2 separate regions of the Homo sapiens genome follow, and region 2 is linked to region 1. Evidence: chromatin contacts called from ENCODE Hi-C or POLR2A ChIA-PET data. All regions are on one chromosome and are shown on one strand. The core of a region is the stretch at or near the end of the contact, and the rest is flanking DNA. Distances in the headings are between cores, read along the strand shown. Region 1 has its middle 8.4 kb from the start of LTBP2. Region 2 has its middle 14 kb from the start of EIF2B2.

Region 1 (5,660 bases), core at 944-3,443:
TTTATTGTTTGTTTGTTTGTTTGAGACAGGGTCTCACTCTGTCACCCAGGCTGGAGTGCAGTGGCACAATCTCGGCTCACTGCAGCATCCACCTCCTGGGTTCAAGCAATCCTCCAGCTTCAGCCCCCCAAGTAGCTGGGACTGTAGGTGCACGCCACCAAGCCTGGCTAATTTGTATTTTTTGTAGAGACGGGGTTTTGCCATTTTGCCCAGGCTGGTCTTGAACCCCTGGACTCAAGTGATCCTCCCGTCTCGGCCTCCTAAAGTGTTGGGATTATAGGTGTGAGCCACCACATCCAGCCTTGGTATTTCTTGAGCACTCAGAAGGTACCAGGCACTGTGCCAAGTCATCTTATAGTCACTTCCTTGTTTAATGAGAAGCGCTATTGATGAAGGAAGTGCTATTATTTCCCCACATAGCAGATGAGGAAATGAAGGCTCGGGGAAGTAAATGACTCATCCACAGTCACAAGCCAGTAGGTGGCTGCGCTGGGATTCACTCCTGGTTTGTCTGGTCCCAGATGCTAAACCAATGCCAGCTTCCAGGGGAAGGGAGACCACCGACAGCTGCATTTTTCTCAGAGCTGGAAGCATGCACAGCTGTTTGTGGTGTGGTGGGGGTGCTAATGGCTGCATGGGACTGTGGTCACAGGTCAGCCCCCACCAAGCATCCCCCATTCTCCTCAGGCCTGTTTACCAGCTAGGGGTCCGCTCTGAGTCAGGGCGGTGAATCTGATTCGCACCCACAGAGAAGAAGGAAGGAAGTCACAGCCACACTCACCCCACCTCCATCAAGTAGTCTGCAGTTGCTGAATAGAGCTCATCTCAACTCGTAGCTTTTCTCTTTGGGAAAGAGAAATGACATACATACAATGTCTATTTAGCTCTGTGTGGTAGAGGTGTTGCCATTCCCATTTCACAAGCCCAGAGGGGTAGTCGCTTGCTCAAGGCCACACAGCTGGGAGTTGAGCCAGGATTCAACTAAAAAGTCTGAACAACTCCAAAGTCCATGCTGTTTTCCCTGCAGCACACTGCACTCACACCAGGGTGTCCTGCAATGATGGGAAATGGGCAGCTCTTTCAAATCACTTAGTTCACTTCGCTTCCCTTCATTTCCAGTCTCTGGTGCATGGGTGGGCTGATCTGAAAGCTCCGTGCCATTCACTATAAGCTGAGATGTCATTTCCTATTTACCTGCATAAATTCCTTCAGTCCCTGGCTGGGGGTGGAGGGGTGGAGGAATCTTCTAAACCCCCGGGGGAGCCTGAAGCATAACTTCTCCTCAAGCACAGTCTCTGAAGACCTGAGCAGGACAACAGTGTGAGCAGCTGGAAGACCTCCTCCCTGTAATTCCTCCCAGTGAGACCAAGGGGACTTCATATGCTCTGCTGGAGGTGGAGAGAGTTACCCAGATGGGGAGAGCTCATGTACCTGGATTATTCTTTCAAAATCCCCAGGAAGAAAACCCTGTGGGCTGGGGGATTGTGCAGGCCTATCTAGGCTTCTAGAATGGCTGTGCAGGAATTTGAGGACAAAAAAGGACAAGAAGCAGCTTCCCTTGGCTGTCGCTGGCATCTTCCAGCCTGTGCCCACCTTGGCTTTGAGCTGGGTCATAGTAACACTCCTCACACCCTGAGGGATGAGGGATGCAGGGGCAGAGAGGAAGGTCTACAGTAGGGTCTTTCCTAAAACAAGCTCTCCCCAGGGAGGCCTGCAAGCCAGCTCCCTCTCACTCTCCATTGTCAAGACAAAGAGAGGAAGAGGATGCCTTCTGCCATCATCCCCTGAGTCCATTTTCCCTGGATCATCCATGGAGAGTGGGGGCTCAATGATGTTTGCCCTGGTGCCCCCAATACCCTCTCTAGGGCCCCAGTCCCTCAGGAACAGACCCAGACCTGGCAAATCCCCAGGAAAGGGCACAGACACCAGGCTGAGGGGGCAGGCGAGGTGCAGCAGATCCCAGTGGGCCCCGGCTAGTCCTAGTCTGAATGACTCATTCCTTGTTTCCGTCCACTGTGGTCTGAGTGCCTTGGCCCAGGGGCCCCCAAGAGGTTGTAACACAGGCTGGCCTCTCGCCCATCAGGGCTCAGCAGACAAAAATTAAAGATCTCACTCCTCAGGAACTCACACAGACAGCACAGGCATGCTCTGTACTCTGCCTCACCAGACCAGACCTCAGGCCAGAGGAGGCTGATGGCCAAGAGAGGAAGGAAAGTCGTCTCCAGCTGCTCCTCCTCCTCTTCACCCCCCATGACCTGCCATGAAGGCCTGGCCCTGCCCACTGTCTTCTTACTCCCCCTCTGGTCCTCCGCCTAACAGTGGTGGTGCCAGCGGCATCTCCTCAGCTCTGTTCCGTTCCTCCCCATTTCTGACTGAAGACAACAGCAAAGGTGAAACAGCCTGTGCCTCCCAGGAGGAACAGACTTATAGGGAACTAACCATACATTTTCTGGCAGCCCATTTCTGATTAAGTCACTCACCTGCTCAACAACCTTCAATGGATCCCCACTACTTCACAAATCAATCCCAAACTTCTTACTGGGTTTGACACACAAGCTTGTTTCATAACCCTCCCAGCCATGTATGCTGACACTCCGCACAGTCTCACCCTCTCAGAATCCCACCCAGTTTCCTCTCCCCCATCCCCTCACCCAAACACCTTGGCTGACATTATTTCCTTGATCTGGAATGTTCTTCACCACCCCTGCCTGTTTGTTTAAACTCCCATTTTAAAGGCCGCCTCTTCCATGAAGACTTCCTGGGCACCTCCCTCCATCTGGAAAGTTTGCTGCTTCCACCAAATCCCTGTAGCCCTCAACGTACTGCACTCTGCTCTGCATGACTAGTCCACAGCTATGGGTCCTGGAGTAGTAGGAAGAACAAGGGGCTTTGTGGTTCTAACCTCAGCACCATCATTTACCAGTTATGTGCCCTGGGCTAAGTGACTCATTGAGCCAGTTTCCTCACCAAGACAATAGAGATCCAATAGATACCTTTCTAAACAATGCCTAGAAAAAGCAACTGTACTTATCAGTGACATAACACTCCAGGCCACAGTGGATTGAACCAAAGATAAGCACCTGAGCCACAGGCAGCCCTTTCACTGGCCAGTCAGTGACCTAAGATTTCTGTGGGCTGACTTAAATACAGACATCATTGGTTGCTGAACAAATGAGATTCTCTCTGAAATTTCAACTAAGAAACTTTACTTTGAAAGCCAACCCCCTGGGATTAAAACAGACAAGTCCATGTTCCCTAGAGCTTACAGCCCAATGGAGCTCGTATAACCACACCGCAATAAAGCCAGAGAGGTGGAGTGACTTGCCCAGGGTCACACAGCTAGTCAGTTACACAGAGAAGGCTAGAGCTCAGGTCTCCCCACCAGGGCTTGGTCTAGGTTGGTTGGCTTCTACTACAGGATCAAAAGGATGGACCCTGAACTGATTGCCTACAGAAGGCTGAAGAGGCACCAGCCATACCCTATGTGAACCTATGCTAGGCACATGGGCGGCTTTGGTGCAAAGAATTCTTCCATTCCAAGCAGTCATTAAAACCAAAGTCAGATCATGTCTGGGAGCAGACTCCAGTTGGAATTCTGTGTCTGCCCTTAGTACATCTTTCTGATCACACCCCTTCCCCTCCCTGGGCCTCAGATTCCTCATCTACAAAAAGAAGATTTTTACAAATTCCCTGTCAACACTAAGATTTTGATTTGAGCAGCAGACAGATAAGGAGAGCATGTGGATCCAAGGAACTGCAGGGTCCACAGAATGTGCATGTGGAGGGGACTCCCCGAGATAGGCCATCCCATTTCTTCAATTTATGGCAGGGCAAACTGAGGCCCAAAGAGGGAGAGATGCTGGCCCAAGGTCATGTGACTGGTTATTGGCCAGCACTTGAACCAGGGCCTCCTGACTCCCAGGCCTTTCAACTCTTTCAGCTGCTGCAAGAAGCTGGGAGCTATCTGGCCGTCTGGGCCAGGGAAGCCAAGAGTCACTATGCATGTCAGGGCAGGGCCTCGGGGCTTGGGAACATCTCTGATGGTGAGTGTAAGTGGCAAAGCTGCTGGTGGAGAGGGGTGGCTCGAGGGTCCCGGAGGGCGTATTGGAGATGAGCTGTCAGCAGCTTCCCTCCTCTGGCTGACAAGAAGAAACAGGGAAGGGTCCATGATGGTTGAAGGGAAACAGTCCCCATTTCTGATAAAGCCACTGCTCCATGGAGTGCCCCCCGCAACTCACACACACACTATCCACCCCTGCCTGGCTGCTGAGACCTCCCACCCGCAATCTCCGTCTCAGGTTGTGTATTGGTATCCTCAGGCACACTATTTTGTGAAGCCTGGAATTCCTTTCACTGCCTGAGATGCTTCCAAGCACCCATTTCTAAAATTCAGCCTGTTTGGCTGGGATCATGATGCCCTCCCATTCCACAGACATTTTTTGAGCACCTAATATGTGTCAGGCACTGTGCTAGGCACGGGGACAACTTCACTCCCTTTGTGATGTTAAGTGCTTCCATAGGGGAATTGACACAGCCTTTTGGACTTACTGAAAAACTGCTAATTGTGCGAGGAGGGGCTTGGTTGGAGAACATTTCTCAGAAAGTCATGACTCTGACTTAAATCTTTTTTGAGACAGGGTTTTGCTGTGTCATCCAGGCTGGAGTGCAGTGGCACAATCACAGTTCACTGCAGCCTCAAACCAAGGCTCAAGAGATCCTCCCACCTCAGCCTCCCAAGCAGCTGGGACTACTGGCATGCACCAGCACACTCGGCTAATTTTTGTATTTTTCGTAGAGACAGGGTTTCACCATGTTCCCTGGGCTGGTTCCAAACTCCCGAGCTCAAGTAATCCATCCTCCTCGGCCTCCCAAAATGCTAGGATTACAGGTGTGAGCCACCACGCCTGGTTTCTGACTTAAATGTTTTTTGTTTTTTTTTTTTACTGGAGACAGGGTCTTACTTTCACCCAGGCTGGAGTGCAGTGGTGCAATCTCAGCTCACTGCAACCTCTGCCTCCTGGGCTCAAGTGATCCTCCCACCTCAACCTCCCAAGTAGCTGGAACCACAGGCACACACCACCATGCCTGGCTACTTTTTGTCTTTTTTATAGAGACGGGGTTTCACCATGTTACCCAGGCTTGTCTCGAACTCCTGAGCTCAAGTGATCCACCCGCCTCGGCCTCCCAAAGTGCTGGGAATATAAATGTGAGTCACTGTGCCCAGCCTCTGACTTAAATCTTAAAGTCTAAGAAGCAGTTTAGCATATGGGGAAGGGTGGGGCATGCCAAGGCAAAGGCAGTGAACGTGCAAATCCTGAGTGACTGGAAGGATTGCAAGAAGCTTGTATGGCTGAAGTTTCCATAGAAAGAAGGTTATGGAAAGGGAGGAGGCTGGAGGGGAAGGCTGGGGCTAATGCATGTGGAGCTTAGCTCTAACGAGCTCCTTCGCTCAGAAAAAGGAATCTGGCCAGGCACGGTGGCTCACGCCTGTAATCCCAGGACTTTGGGAGGCCAAGGCGGGTGGATCACCTGAGGTCAGAAGTTTAAGACCAGCCTGGCCAACATGGCAAAACCCCGTCTCTACTAAAAATACAAAAAAATTAGCTGGGCATGGTGGCACGCACCTGTAATCCCAGCTACTCAGGAGGCTGAGGCAGGAG
Region 2 (5,660 bases), core at 1,078-3,577, 370 kb after region 1:
GTCACCGAGGGCCATGTCTGCTCCAAGAGTGGCAGGAATCTGCTGGGACCCAGGACACAGGCATCTGGACGGGGCTGCACCACCATGCAAGGAGTCCTTGAAAGAGACATTCTCAGGTAGTTAAAATAACTGGGGAGTCCTTGAAAGAGAGGAGTTATCAAAATAAAAGTCGATATTATTTTTCTCTGAATTGTCCAGTCTGAAATTACAACCAGGTCTACCAGAATCACCTTTTATGGAGAGTTCTAAAAATTCTCTTATGTAATGGGTATCCAGACCTGCTACTTTAAAGATCGGTAGTAGGTCGGGTGCTGTGGCTCAGACTGTAATACCAGCACTTTGGGAGGCCAAGGCCAGTGGATCACCTGAGGTCGGGAGTTCAAGACCAGCCTGCCCAACATGGTGAAACCCCATCTCTACTAAAAATACAAAAATTAGCCAGGTGTGGTGGCCCACGCCTGTAATCCCAGCTACCCAGGAGGCTGAGGCACGAGAATCACTTGAACCCAGGAGGCAGAAGTTGCAGGGAGATGAGATCGTGTCACTGCACTCCAGCCTAAGTGACAGAATGAGATTCTGTTTCAAAAAAAAAAAAAAAAAAGGCCAGTAGTAGTACATGTCTCTAAATGTTTGAGATCCTTACCATTTATCAGAGTTCCCTGTTACTAACATCTCCACTGACAGACAAGGTCACCCAGCTTGTGAGGGGCAAACTCCAGGAGATGTGTGTGACTTTCAAACCCCAGCTTTTAAATGATTTAACGTTCAGTGACTAAGAGAATAACTGGCTACTGGGCCTTGATCGCCACTTGTTTTTTCTTTCAGAATCTCAGACTATATTGTTTTGTGTACCTAAATGATTGGACATTCTCACTTAGCAGAAGGGACCTATCAATTGCAGAATAACTATCTGTTGACCAGAACCAACCCATCTCATAGGGCTGTTGTAGACACCAAAAGAGATAAGGAAAATGAAAGTCTCTAACCAAAAAGCAAAAATCCTCTAAAGTATAAGGGATGATCTGTTTATTAGTATTGAGTTTCTCCTTGTACAGGGCCTGTTTCCAGTATGCAATGTTGGTGCTTGGTATAAAGGTGCATAATAAATATTTGTTACATGTTAAATATGTTGATCTATGAAGAGCAACAATTAATACACAATCCTACTAACAATAGGGTAAGATTGTTTTTTTTTTTCTAATCACGTACCCTGGGTTCCACTACCTGTGTCTGTCATTAGACTTTCCCTTCAAATTCCTAGCAATTGGCCTGGCGCAGTGGCTCACGCCTGTAATGTTAGCACTTTGGGAGGCCGAGGCGGGTGAATCACCTGAAGTCAGGAGTTTGAGAACAGCCTGGCCAACATGTTGAAACCCCATCTCTACCAAAAATACAAAAATTAGCCGGGCGTGGTGGCGCGTGCCTGTAAATCCCAGATAGTCAAGAGGCTGAGCCAGGAGAATCACTGGAACCCAGGAGGCAGAGGTTGCAGTGAGCTGAGATTGCACCACTTCACTCCAGCCTGGGTGACGAGATCGAGACTCCTTCTCAAAAAAAACACACACACAAAAAAAACGATTCCTAGCAATTGATCATGATAAAGTGTCAGGGAAGCTCAAGAACAGAGCCAGATGCCACAAAATATAAATCTGTATTTAGAGCAAGATTAATTTCTTGTTTAGCAGAAGCAACCAAATAACACACTCCTCCCTTGACTGAAAATAGGCTTGGGCTCCTGGGAGGACACAAGAAGCTTAGGCAAGGCTCTAGCAACCCAAAAAGTTAAGCCAAAGGGGAATTTGTTGAGAAGTCCAAGGGTGGCTGTACCTTCAGCCATGGCTAGATCTAAGGGCCCATGTCAGCTCATCTCAAATCATCAGCTCATCTCAAATCATCAGCTCATTTGTTCTTTCTCCCTCTGTCTAGGACTGGGCTCTACTTGCTTCTCCTGGAGCAGCTGGCTGACTTTCTCCTACACTAGACAAGCTCTCCCCATGAGGCAGGAAAGGTAGCCACCGCTAGTCCAAAGCCAACCTCTTTACAGCAGATGAGGACAGAAACCTGCTTTCTTCCAGGGTCCATATAGCAAATCACAGGACTGAATGGCTTTGCATGACCAATCAGCGTGGAAGTTGGATGATGGACCAGTCCCAGGTGTGGGGGGCCAGGCCTGTGGTTAGGGGCCACTTGGGGCACGAGGAGGTGCTGGGATTGACAGTTCCACCCAAATCACATGAGATGAGGAAGGGCAGTTCCCAACGGAAAGCGGGTGCAGGGCAGACAAAAACAACAGGTGTCTACTACAATAGCACTTGTTCTCAGGTTGCATAGAGACATGACTTATCCACCAAAACAATCAGAGAAGGATAAAAACAGTAGTGCATTCACATGCCCAAGTGTTGAGTCAAAGGCCTTCAGGAAAAGGAAGTGATCCTATGGCCTAAAGGAGATTCTTTGGAACAGAAGGATAAAGACACAAACATTTTAGTAAGCCTTGCTGCCCCCAGTTCAGAATTATCATCATAATCACCGTATTCTCCAAATTAAGTCCAGGAAACTGTTATTTGATAATTATGCAGACAATCAGCCATAATGTTTGGAATTGGGACATTTCTGGAAAATCTGGAAGATTTGATCAACATAATCATATTTCTGGCTGAAAGAATGGGCCTGATGGATTTCTTATGTTTCTTACAAATAACTTTTACTTCTCATTATGAACGGCATATGTTAACTGTAGAAATTTTGGAAAATACAGAACAGTACACAAATAAAAATAAAAATCATTCTTGCATTTTATTAGAGTTGGGTGTGACTGCAAGTGATGGAAACTCCTAGATAACTGTGGAAGTTAAACAAGACTGAAGTTTATTTAGCTCTCAGCTGTATGAAGCCCAGAGGTGAATATTCCAGGCTGGTATGGGAGCTCCACTCCGCAGAGACCTCAGAGTGTGCAGGCTCCTTCTGGCTCACTCCTCTGCCATCCCTACAGTAGGACCTGTATCCTCATCACCTAAGCTGGCAGAGCAGAAATGCAGCAAGAAAGAGAAAGTCATGAAGAGGCCAAAGACCCATCCCAGCTATCTCCTAGGGAAGGTTCTCAAAAGCAGCAACAAAATGTTAATACTTCCACACCTTCCCATTGGTAAGAACATAGGCACATGGCCACATCTACCTGTGAAGGAGACTGGGAAATGTAGTTTCTATTCTGGGTGGCTATTTTCCCAGCTAAAACTCTATTACTATAGGAGGGGAGAGTGGCTTTGGGAGCAATTGTCTCTGATAAACCTGTAATCGTACTATCCAGAGATAGTCACTGTTAATGTCATAGTATATGTCATTATACACACTTCACACACACACACCTATATACATATATATGTATGTGTAAGAATATGTGTATTGTGTATATTTATATATATATAATACATACAAATAAAGTATATTTTTAGAGTGAAATTGAGGTCCCACCAAATATACTATTTTTACATCCTGCTTTAAAAAAATTATAGACTTTAGGCCGGGCACGGTGGCTCATGCCTGTAATCCCAGCACTTTGGGAGGCCGAGGCGGGTGGATCACGAGGTCAGGAGTTCAAGACCAGCCTGGCCAAGATGGTGAAACCCCGTCTCTACTAAAAATTCAAAAATTAGCCAGCCGTGGTGGCAAGCACCTGTAATCCCAGCTACTCAGGAAGCTGAGGCAGAGAATTGCTTAAACCCAGGAGGCGGACGTTGCAGTGAGCCGAGATTGCACCACTGCACTCCAGCCTGAGTGACAGAGCAAGACTCTGTCTTAAAAAAAATACATATAGAGAGAGACTTTAAACAGCCTCTTTCAAGATCTATTTTAGCATTGTGTCATTTAACAATTACAGCTAGAGTTACTTTAAAAATTCACTGGGCACAGTGGCTCACGCTTGTAATCCCCGTGCTTTGGGAGGCCAAGATGGGAGGATCTCTTGAAGCCAGGAGATCAAGACCAGCCTGGGGAACATAGCAAGATCCTGTCTGCACAAAAAAAAAAAAAAAAAAAAAAAAAAAAAAAAATTAGCCAGATGTGGTGGCCCACACCTGTAGCTGTAGTCCTCACTACTTGGGAGGCTGAAGGGGGAGGATCAGTTTGAGGCTACAGTAAGCTATGATTGGACCCCTGCACCCCAGCCTGGGCGACACAGTAACCCTGTCTCTTAAAAAAAAATGACCATCCCCCAAATGTAATGCTTTATAATTTTATAATTTTCTTTTAAATAGATGTTTTTATTTCATAAATCCTGGTTTTGTTTGTTTAACTATTTATTTTGAAATAATTGTAGATTCACAGGAGGTTGCAAATAAATGTATATCCTTCTCTCTCTTGCATCCTTCCCCCCAGACTACTCCAATGCTAACATTTTATACAACCATGACACAATGTCAAAACCAAGAAAATGACATTGGTACAATCCACAGAGCTTATTCAGATTTCATACATGCATTCCGTGTGTGTGTGTGTGTGTGTGTGTGTATATGCACAATTTTATCACAGGTAGTCTTGCATAACCACCACCACAATCAAGAAACCCAAGTGTACTATTAATATCACAAGATTCCTAGTGTTACTCCTTTGTAGCCACACATCCCACCCATCTGTAACTCCTGGAAGCCACTAATCTATTCTTTATTTCTATAATTATGTTATTTCATGATTGTTACATAAGTAAAGTTATGCAGTATGTACACTTTTTTTTTTTTTTGAGACAGGGTCTTGCTCTGTTACCCAGGCTGGAGTACAGTGGCGTGATCTCAGCTCACTGTGACCTCTGCCTCCCGGGTTCAAGTGATTCTTGTGCCTCAGCCTCCTGAGTAGCTGGGATTACAGGCATGTGCCACCATGCCTGGCTAATTTTTTTTTTTGTATTTTTAGTAGAAACGGGGTTTCGTCATGTTGCCCAGGCTGGTCTTGAACTCCTGGGCTCAAGTGATCTGCCTGTCCCAACATGCCAAAGTGCTGGGATTACAGGCGTGAGCCACCACTCTTGGCCTATACTTTTGAGATGGGTTTTTTTCACTCAGCATAATTTCCTTGAGGTTAGTCTAAGTTGTTGGATATATCGATATTTCATTCCTTTCTATTACCGAGCTGTATTCCATGGTATGGATGTACAGTTTGTGTAAACATTCACCAGTTGGAAGACATTGGGTAGTTTCCAGTTGTTGGCTATTATGAATAAAGCTGCCATGAACATTCACCTGCAAGTTCCTATGTAGACGTTCTTCATTTCTCTGGGATAAATCACCAAAAATACAATTGCTGGGTTGTATTATAAGTTCATTATTAGTTTTGAAAGGGACTGCCCAACTATTTTCAAGAGTGATTGTGTGCAATCCGCCTTTTAAAACTGATAATACGGCCGGGCGTGGTGGCTCACGCCTGTAATCCCAGCACTTTGGGAGGCCAAGGCAGGCGGATCATGAGGTCAAGAGATGGAGACCATCCTGGCCAACATGATGAAACCTCATCTCTATGAAAAATACAAAAATCAGCTGGGCGTGGTGGTGCGCACCTGTAGTCCCGGCTACTCGGGAGGCTGAGGCAGGAGAATTGCTTGAACCCAGGAGGCAGAGGTTACAGTGAGCCTAGAGCCTAGATCGTGCCACTGCACTCCAGCCTGGTGACAG

What was found. A loop is a pair of places that touch in the nucleus more often than their neighbours do. ChIA-PET counts read pairs that join two places held with the same protein, here RNA polymerase II (POLR2A).
Region 2: a map of endothelial cell of umbilical vein shows a loop between it and region 1 (5-fold over the local background). The contact joins two enhancer-like sites. A Hi-C loop is called at or near these places in 1 of 168 maps with a recorded cell type or tissue (endothelial cell of umbilical vein). POLR2A ChIA-PET finds 5 or more read pairs at or near these places in 2 of 52 experiments (Caco-2 and Panc1).

Annotation. Positions count from the first base shown.
Region 1 is chr14:74,617,803-74,623,462 of GRCh38, forward strand. No RefSeq gene overlaps it. Among named protein-coding and RNA genes, the nearest start is that of LTBP2, 8.4 kb to the left of the region's middle. RefSeq lists enhancers at 1-926, 4,390-5,256. Within about 2 kb of position 2,194, at least 30 of the 41 ENCODE cell types and tissues checked have a DNase peak (open chromatin) inside an H3K27ac peak, as active enhancers do; they include endothelial cell of umbilical vein, where a contact is called at or near this core.
Region 2 is chr14:74,986,029-74,991,688 of GRCh38, forward strand. No RefSeq gene overlaps it. Among named protein-coding and RNA genes, the nearest start is that of EIF2B2, 14 kb to the right of the region's middle. Within about 2 kb of position 2,328, at least 3 of the 41 ENCODE cell types and tissues checked have a DNase peak (open chromatin) inside an H3K27ac peak, as active enhancers do; they include endothelial cell of umbilical vein, where a contact is called at or near this core.